Regions from separate parts of the Homo sapiens genome. Here regions 1 and 3 are each linked to region 2. Evidence: chromatin contacts called from ENCODE Hi-C or POLR2A ChIA-PET data. All regions are on one chromosome and are shown on one strand. Each heading gives the region's core, a stretch centred on a gene start or an enhancer-like site at or near the end of the contact. The rest is flanking DNA. Distances are from core to core; before and after follow the strand shown. Region 1 holds the start of CDKN2C (cyclin dependent kinase inhibitor 2C). Region 2 holds the start of SPATA6 (spermatogenesis associated 6). Region 3 holds the start of LRRC41 (leucine rich repeat containing 41).

Region 1 (2,810 bases), core at 29-2,528, 2.5 Mb after region 2:
AGCTACAAAAGAAACTGTCACTGGGAGCGGTGCGGCCAAGGAGGAAGCAGTGCTGCCAGGCTCTGCTCCAGGGCACAGCTGGCTGGCGGCTGCCCTGTCCGCAGCAAAGGGGCACAGGCCGGGGACCGCGAGAGGTGGCAAAGTGGCACCGGGCGCCGAGGCTGCTGAGCGCTCGCCGAGACGGCGACCGGACTGGCTGCCCCGGAACTGCGGCGACTCTCCCTACTCAGAACTTGGCCTACGTTTCCCAGGACTCTCCCCATCTCCAGAGGCCCCCACAAAACCGGGAAAGGAAGGAAAGGACAGCGGCGGCAGCAGCTCAATGAGTGCCTACAGCAGAAAGCCTGAACGAGCTCGGTCGTAGGCGGGAAGTTCCCGGGGGGGCTGCCCAGTGCAGCCGCAATGCTGCCGCGAGCTGCCCCAGCAGTCCGGGCTCCGTAGACGCTTTCCGCATCACTCTCCTTCCTCGGGCTGCCGGGAGTCCCGGGACCTGGCGGGGCCGGCATGACGGGCTTCTCGGGGGCCCGCCGCACGCCCGGCAGCCTCCGGAGACGCGCGCCGAGCCCGGCTCCCACGGCCTCTGAGGCTCGGCGGGGCTGCGGCTGCCTGGCGGGCGGGCTCCGGAGCTTTCCTGAGCGGCATTAGCCCACGGCTTGGCCCGGACGCGACCAAAGGCTCTTCTGGAGAAGCCCAGAGCACTGGGCAATCGTTACGACCTGTAACTTGAGGGCCACCGAACTGCTACTCCCGTTCGCCTTTGGCGATCATCTTTTAACCCTCCGGAGCACGTCAGCATCCAGCCACCGCGGCGCTCTCCCAGCAGCGGAGGACCCAGGACTATCCCTTCGGCGAGACGGATGGAAACCGAGCCCCCTGGAGGACCTGCCCCTGCAGTTCTGCCTCACACGGCTCAAGTCACCACCGTGAACAAGGGTGGGTGAATGCCTTTTCTTCCCCCTGAATGTCTTTCCTTCCGCGGTATTTTCTGCCCCGATCTATAGTCCCTTGAGTCTCCACACACACTCCTCACAGAGATCTGTAGCGTAGGTACGTGACAGCTCTGCCTACATCTGACGTCCGGAGTCATTAACCAGGAATGTATGTGTGTCTGTGTGTCTCTCTGTGGAGTCGTCAGAATTCTTCATAGGGGTTAAGCTAAAAAAGCGAGGCGAGGAGCCCCTCTCCAATGGCTCAGTTTTGCTGAATAATCACGTGTGAATCGAGGGGCGGGCTTTTGGCAGGCAGATCTTACTAGTATTTACTACCAAGCTCTACTCCAGATTAACCATCCCAGTCCTTCTGTCAGTCTCCGATGCCATCATGCAGCCTGGTTAGGAGCAAAGGAAAGGGGAAAAAGAAAAACGACTAATTCATCTTTTCCTGATCGTCAGGACCCTAAAGAATGGCCGAGCCTTGGGGGAACGAGTTGGCGTCCGCAGCTGCCAGGGGGGACCTAGAGCAACTTACTAGTTTGTTGCAAAATAATGTAAACGTCAATGCACAAAATGGATTTGGAAGGACTGCGCTGCAGGTTGGTATTAAGAGAGGTGGGGAAAACAAGTCAATAATGTTGCCTACGTGACCCGGGTTTCTAGATTTACAGCTTTTAAGCTTTCAGGGACATAAAATTTCACTGTTTTTAAACCTAGTTGGTTGCCATATTTTATATCTTTAAGTGGATGCAACTTCTCAAAATGACGTACTTTGAACAAACTCCTCAAATCCAATAACATCCTTGATATCAAGTGGGGTCCAGATTTGGTCTTAGTTTTTGGAATGTTTTTGTGACGGTGGGGATTTTAAAGTAGTCAGTGTAGGGCCGAGGTTTGTTTGTTTTGTTTTGTTTTTAAAGACAGCTCTGTAAACACATTATTATGATTATTATTTGAAGTAAATACACTGCTATTAGTGGTTTTACGTACTTTGCCCCCAATAATAGACTTTAACGTTAATTTTCTTGACTACTGATGAGGGTGTTTTTCCTTCAAATGCTTCAAGTTTTGACAAACGACCTTTCCTCGTTTGGAATGGGTGGCCTGGGCACCGGGACAGGATGTACATTTTACAGTTAATGTAATACCATCCACTCATTCAGGAGTCGGGAGGAATAAAAAGTTGAATTTTCTAATCAGAGCTCAGCTGCAGTGTCTTTGTCTCTACGGTCATGCCGTGGTGTGCTCTAATTTTCAGTAATTAGATTTACAGGCAACAATTGACACATGTCCAGCTGCCAAGTATTGTACCTGATAATTTTTTTCCTCTTCTGAATGTTATCATGTAACTTAGGTGAAAGGCTTAGAAACAGAAAAATGACAAAATAGTTTAAAATAGTTGCTTTATCAGAGTTCTGATGATATTCTTATGAGCTATTCTTATTTGGAAATGCAACACTTGAAGCTGTTTTTGAAAACCCAGTGGGGAGAGGGTTTTTAGAGGGCTTTGTTTCGGTTACAAGAATTAAAAATTTAAGTGCCAAGAGATATACTATTAACAAACAAAGTCCATACAGTCTGTACATTTTCAGTCAGAATACACTGGCCTTGCAAAAATTTCAGTATTAAGGAAGTTTATGCACAGATACTAAATTATTTATCTTGTTATTGCTGCTACATTAAGTAATGATTTTTTTTCCTTTTTCTACCTAGTAGTTTTGAACAGGTTTAGTGATGATAGCAAAGTAACAAATTTAATATATTGAAAAGTTTCCTTTTGAAAACTCAAAAGATTATATAAACTTCACAAAGAATGAACTACTTAACCCATGTTCATGATAAGATTTTACAGGATTTTTGACGAACAGGAAGACTGGG
Region 2 (2,856 bases), core at 61-2,560:
ACTGAGTAAGAAGGAGCGAAGAGACCGAATGGTGAATTTTGGTTCCAAACTCCGTACAGGTCTGTGCCTGCAGGACTAAAACGGGGTGTGGAAAGGGTCTTGTGGAGATTTCCTCCAGAACAGACAAGCGGGAGTATTCCTCTAAACAGGGGAATGAGAGGGTTCTCTAAAGAATGCAGGGGAAGAAGTTCAAAACCCTTGGAAGTCTTCTGAGATCAACAAGGGGAATAGAGTTTTCTCCTAGCATGGAGAGGTCCAGCCCCTTCACTGGATGAGTGGGGTTCTCTGCCCCAGCTGGACTTCCACAGGAGGATGGAGGAAAGCATCCTCTTGAGCAAGTCTGGAGAGTGAAGGGGTGGGGTTGCAAGGTTGGAGAAGGAGGTGTTTCCCTCATAAAAATGACTGGGCCTTTCTTGCAATGGCTGGCACAAAGTCGGAAGGGTCTGGGGACGGGAGGGGCCTGAAGTGATTTCTGAGGAGTTGGGTTTTTCCTGTAAGGCCCTGGGAGGGAAGGCAAGGTACTTTGCGCAATGACACATTTCAGTTGTTGGATGTGAAGATTCTCCTTCGAAGACAGAATAAAGAAAGGCCCCTTCATTAATGCGGGTTTGAAACTGGTCTGAAATGGTGTGCCTGCAGGGATTCGGGAGGAAATGCGACGCCCACCCCCAGACTTGGGAAAGGCGGGGGCAATAATTCTCTAAGAGAACTGGAGCCCGAAAGAGGAATGAAAAGCCCCCGCGCCGCGCACATACACTCTCTCTCACTGGAAAGTTAGGAGCGAGGAAAGAACTCTGAAGTGATTTGGGAACGATCTGAAAGCGCGCAAGTTGGAAGTCGGGTTGAAGCCAGCATAGCGGAGCAGGGGTCAGGCCTCTGCGTGGCCGGAGTGGGAGAGCGCTTCTGAGAACAAGATGGGGCAGGACCGAAGGGGCGTGAGGTCGACGCTCCCTAGGGATGATTCGGAGGGTGAAGGAGGTTTGGGGGTGGTTCCGGGCTCTCGGAGGTGACTGAGGGAGTCCCTGAGCCAATGCCCGGGGGTGGGAGGCGCTACCGGTACTCACTGAGCTGATCTCCAGCGCCAGGGCGCACTGCAGCGCCTTCACCTTCGGCATCCGTGCGGGGAGGGGCGGCGGGGAGTGACCCCGGCCACGGGCCCGAGTGAGGCGGGGAGACCTGGGGCTGGGCGGGGACGGGGAGGAGACGAGGTGGCGGCGGCGGTGGCAGCAGTGGCCCCCAGGCCGGGGCCCGCGGTCCAGCCTGGGTTCCGCCGGAGAAGCAGCTGAGCGCGGGGCGCAGACTCGTTGTCATGGCAGCCAGGAGGGGCGGGGCCGGAAGAGAGGCCGCGCGGGGCACTCCAGGGCTACCCGCGCTGGGACGAGCGCTGGAGGCGGAGCTTGACGAACGCCGAGCGAGGCGGAGTCGGGCAGGGGGCGGGGCTTCCGAAGGGGCGGGGTGAGGCAAGGCAGCTCTTCTGTGACGTCAAACTGCGCCCAAAGCCGGACGAAAGGGAGCTGCTGTTTGTATAATGGGACGGTGCTCTGTTCAGGGAGTTGGAGTTCCTGTAAGGCCGTCGGAGGGAACCCCTGAGTTACAACGTGGTGATGGCACCTTGGGCTAGTGGCGACCCACTGTGGCCTCAGTTTTCCCAATTGTAAAAGAATAATAATTATTGTTAGTCCTCCTATTTAAATTTCACGGCACGGTTTACAAAGCCAGCATAAGGATACTGGGAATTAGGGAAGAGACTTGCCCAAATCAAAGTCGGAACCAGGACTGGAACCCAGGAGCTCTCAAGTTAAACCCCAGTTGCCTCCCTGAGGAGAGGGGCTTGCATCAGATGGTCCATACTCCTAGTCTCCTATTCTGTGATTCCCTTTGTTAGCGCGTTCCCTTTTCCCTTCAAATTTTCCTGTCTAATTCACCCATGTATGCGTCTTAATGCATATTGCTTAAGTGGAACTGTCAATGAGGTGCCAACAATAAGTCCAGCTGTGAAGGGCCTGACAATAGACCATCAAAGATAAAAAGAACCTAAGAGATTGCCCAATCCAATCATGTTAAAAATCATTTGTATTGCAAAATACATTATACATGCAGAAGTGTATAAAACACGTTTATCTTAATAATAATGTGAACAGTACCTGTACAACTAGCACCCGGTTAAGAAATAAAACATTACCAGCACCTGAAAAATGCCCCCAACGATTACATTGCCTTTCTCGCCCTGGAGTAACCACTACCCTGACTTTTGTACAATAATTCTCTTCCTTTTGCCATTCATGTATGCATTTCTAAACAAGATATTGTTTAATGTTTTCCGGTATTGATAGTATATAAATGGTATTAATACTGTATGTATTCTTCTGTGATTTGCTTCTCCCACTTAATATTATGCCACCGGTGATGCTGTGTAGCTGAAGTTTTTTCCATTGCTGGACAGTATTCCAATATAGATTGATTTATCCTTCCTACTATCAATGATCACTTACACTGTTTTCATTTTTAGCTATTATTAACAATGTTGTGAACATTGTAGTACAAGTCTGTGTCTATTAATGCACATGTACTAGCGTAGGAGTGGGTTAGCTGGGTATTAGGGTTTTGCACATGTGGGTCTTTAAAAAGTAAGACCACACCATTTTCCAAAGTAGTGTACCTATTTATGTTTCTGGTGCTTATGTATAAGAGTTCTTATTTTTCCACATCATCAGCAACATTTGTGTTTGGATTTTTAACTTTTGTATATTTGGATGTGTGTATTTTAGGTATTTCATTGTGGTTTTATCTTGAATCTCTGGGTACTGTTGAGGTTGAGTACCTTTGGTTTTGTTAGCCTTTCCATTATCTCTTATT
Region 3 (2,700 bases), core at 51-2,550, 2.2 Mb before region 2:
AGCCTCCCTCGCTTGTTTAAGCCGCTCCGGGCCCCCCTCCACTCGCTCTCCGGTCCCTCCTCGCCGCTCGAGCCGATCCGAGTGGCCTCCGGCGCTCCCTGTCCTGCGGGTCGCACGGTCGCTCGGTCGCTTAGTCAGTTTGGCACCCGAGACCCCGGTTGTCGGTTCGCTCCCGTCAGCCCTGGGCCGTCAGACAGGCCGCGGCGCCCCGACCCTTTCGTTCGGCCTCTCCCCCTGCCCCATTCCCTCGCTCTCCAATCTGCTGTCCTCCCCTCCGCCCATCGGCTTGGCCTCCGGAATCTCGACCCCCGTGGCGTGTCAGGCAGATGCTGGAGCCCCGGGGCCATCAGTCAGGTTCGGTGGCCCCGGGCCTGGCCTGGCCTTGCCTTAGGCCGGGCCTCCTAACCTCGGCCCCTGCCCTAGGGCAGCCGGGCCATCGCTGCCCACCGGTTCGACATCCGAGACTCTCCTGCCCGGCCCAGCCGAGTGTCAGTTCGCGCGGCCCACAGCCGCAATCCAGCCTCAGTCGCCCGGGCCCAGCCTGCTTCGCTCCAGACCGGGCCTCCTGGCCTCGCCCCCCGCGCCCCCGAGCCAGGCCGCGGTGCGGGTCAGCCTGCCCATTTAGGTCTCCGTCTTTACTCTGTCCAGCCCTGTCAGTCACAAAATTCATTCTCCGATCCTACGAGCTGGCTTTCAGCGCCCCAGGCTGGGCCTTGCCCCGGGCCTCCCGGCCTCGCCCCCCGCGCCCCCCGGCCGCTGGGCCGCCCCTTGCTCTTAGCCAGAGGTAGCCCCTCACCCCGCGACTTACCCCACACCCCGCTCTCCAGAACCCCCATATGGGCGCTCACCGCCCGCCCGCACAGCTCGAACAGGGCGGGGGGAGCGTTGGGGCCCGAGGCCGAGCTCTTCGCTGGCGCCGCCTCCCGGGACGTGGCCTCCATGGTCGTTGCCGCCGCTACCTCACAGAACCAGCAACTCCGGGCGCGCCAGGCCTCGGGCGCCGCCATCTTGGGGAGGTGCGCGAGCCCGAGAGTGTCGCCCGCGGACCGCCATCTTGAAAAGGTCAGCAGTTAGGACGGCTCCATAAGCGATATGGGGAAGAATGTGAATTATTCTAAAGAAATTTCGAAGAAATTAGCACACTTTCCAAGTCTCTTAGGAGCTACTATTTTAGATAAACTCCTAGATCAATTATACTTGGGTGTGGTATGACTAAGGGGATGTTTCTTAGCAAAGCCTCCTCGGGTGCAAACATCAGCTACCCCTAACCTCTGCCTGCGGCTGGTAGTACATGCCAATCTGAGCATGTGTTCGCGACCACGATGAGTGTGCCGCACTTCCGGCCAGATCGCCGGATTTCCGCTGAGTGACCCTTACAAGTCCTTCTTGATCCTGAACTGGGTTAGGTGCCGCTGTTGCTGCTCGTGTTGAATCTAGAACCGTAGCCAGACATGGGACTGGAGGACGAGCAAAAGATGCTTACCGAATCCGGAGATCCTGAGGAGGTAAGGCAAGGCGATCCACTCGGCCCTCTTCTCTGCCCTGAAGCCCAGGACCTAGCCCGCCAAAACACGCACGGGGCCCTCTTAGCCCCCAGTTTACCCTCTAGGGTTTGCATAGTCGGGAGCTCTAGTTCCCTCGACCTTTCCCCAGAATTCGTCCGGTGACTTTGGACAGATAGATGACTAGTTTTTCTCTGGGCCTCGGCTTCTGCATTCTGTGAATGTAGTGAAGGTTTGAGAGCGAAAATGTTTTGTGGACTAAAGTCTTGTAAAAATATGACCTATGTTTGCAGTCAGTCAGATGTTCTGAAGCCCGCGTTTCACAGATTTGGGGAGCAAACAGACCGCCTTGCCCCAGCTCAGGTTAGGAATCCCTACCACATCTTCTATGGAGGTTCGGAAGACCTGGCCTTGTGTTCCTTTTCTTTGAGGAAGGTGTGTGTCTTTGGGGACAATGAAAGAATGTACGATGTGATTCTGTGATGGAAGAGGGAGCTCTTTCCCAGAGAAAGAGTGCTGCTATAATTATTGACTGCTTGCTATTCCAAGTGCTTTATATGCACTAATTAATTTTTTTTTTTTTTTTGAGATGGAATCTCGCTCTGTCGCCCAGGCTGGAGTGCAGTGGCGTGGTCTCGGCTCGCTGCAACCTCCGCCTCCTGGGTTCAAGCGATTCTCCTGCCTCAGCCTCCCAGGTAGCTGGGACTACAGGTGTCCGCCACCACGCCTGGCTAATTTTTGTGTTTTTAGTAGCGACGGGGGTTTCACTCTGTTGGCCAGGCTGATCTCGAACTCCTGACCTAGTGATCCGCCCACCCCGGCCTCCCAAAGTCCTGGGATTACAGGCGTGAGCCACCGCGCCCGGCCCTAATTCATTTCATCTACACACTATTCCTATGAAGTAAGTGTTGGGTACTATTAGTGCCATTTTTACAGATGAGGAAACAAGCATAGAGGTTAAATATCTTTTCTAAGGTCATGCAGCTACCAAATTGGTGCAGCCAGGAATTGCGGCCAAGCAGCGCGGTTCTAGAACCAGGACTCTTATCAATTTTGCGACACAGCTACTAGTTGTTTCTAATCTCATTTCCTGTCCGTCTGTTCTCTGGTCACTTGGGGGCAGCCATTCTGGGCTGTGGGTTCAGAATAATTGGAGACTTATTTATCCCTTAATTTTTCTAGTCTTATTATTTCTAAA

What was found. Hi-C counts contacts between places; a loop is a spot of excess contacts on that map. ChIA-PET counts read pairs that join two places held with the same protein, here RNA polymerase II (POLR2A). Pooled maps may share reads with other maps.
Region 1: a map of CD4-positive, alpha-beta T cell shows a loop between it and region 2 (10-fold over the local background). The contact joins the promoter of CDKN2C here to the promoter of SPATA6 in region 2. A Hi-C loop is called at or near these places in 1 of 168 maps with a recorded cell type or tissue (CD4-positive, alpha-beta T cell) and 13 of 50 pooled maps. POLR2A ChIA-PET finds 5 or more read pairs at or near these places in 1 of 52 experiments (WTC11).
Region 3: a map of naive thymus-derived CD4-positive, alpha-beta T cell shows a loop between it and region 2 (20-fold over the local background). The contact joins the promoter of LRRC41 here to the promoter of SPATA6 in region 2. A Hi-C loop is called at or near these places in 1 of 168 maps with a recorded cell type or tissue (naive thymus-derived CD4-positive, alpha-beta T cell) and 5 of 50 pooled maps. POLR2A ChIA-PET finds 5 or more read pairs at or near these places in 1 of 52 experiments (activated CD8-positive, alpha-beta memory T cell).

What each region holds. Positions count from the first base shown.
Region 1 is chr1:50,968,967-50,971,776 of GRCh38, forward strand. CDKN2C (cyclin dependent kinase inhibitor 2C) reads left to right here and starts at 1,279. Exons shown (of 2, transcript NM_078626.3): 1 at 1,279-1,531. The coding sequence starts at 1,403. RefSeq lists an enhancer at 48-117 and a silencer at 348-617.
Region 2 is chr1:48,470,894-48,473,749 of GRCh38, forward strand. SPATA6 (spermatogenesis associated 6) reads right to left here and starts at 1,311. Exons shown (of 13, transcript NM_019073.4): 1 at 1,065-1,311. The coding sequence starts at 1,115. LOC124904175 (a long non-coding RNA gene) reads left to right here. Exons shown (of 2, transcript XR_007066074.1): 1 at 1-59. RefSeq lists a silencer at 993-1,382 and an enhancer at 1,593-1,642.
Region 3 is chr1:46,302,316-46,305,015 of GRCh38, forward strand. LRRC41 (leucine rich repeat containing 41) reads right to left here and starts at 1,301. Exons shown (of 10, transcript NM_006369.5): 1 at 809-1,301. The coding sequence starts at 1,007. It overlaps UQCRH (ubiquinol-cytochrome c reductase hinge protein), which reads left to right and starts at 1,383. Exons shown (of 4, transcript NM_006004.4): 1 at 1,383-1,505. The coding sequence starts at 1,452. RefSeq lists silencers at 1-56, 87-156, 507-656, 687-736, 787-846 and enhancers at 837-1,236, 972-1,555, 1,556-2,137.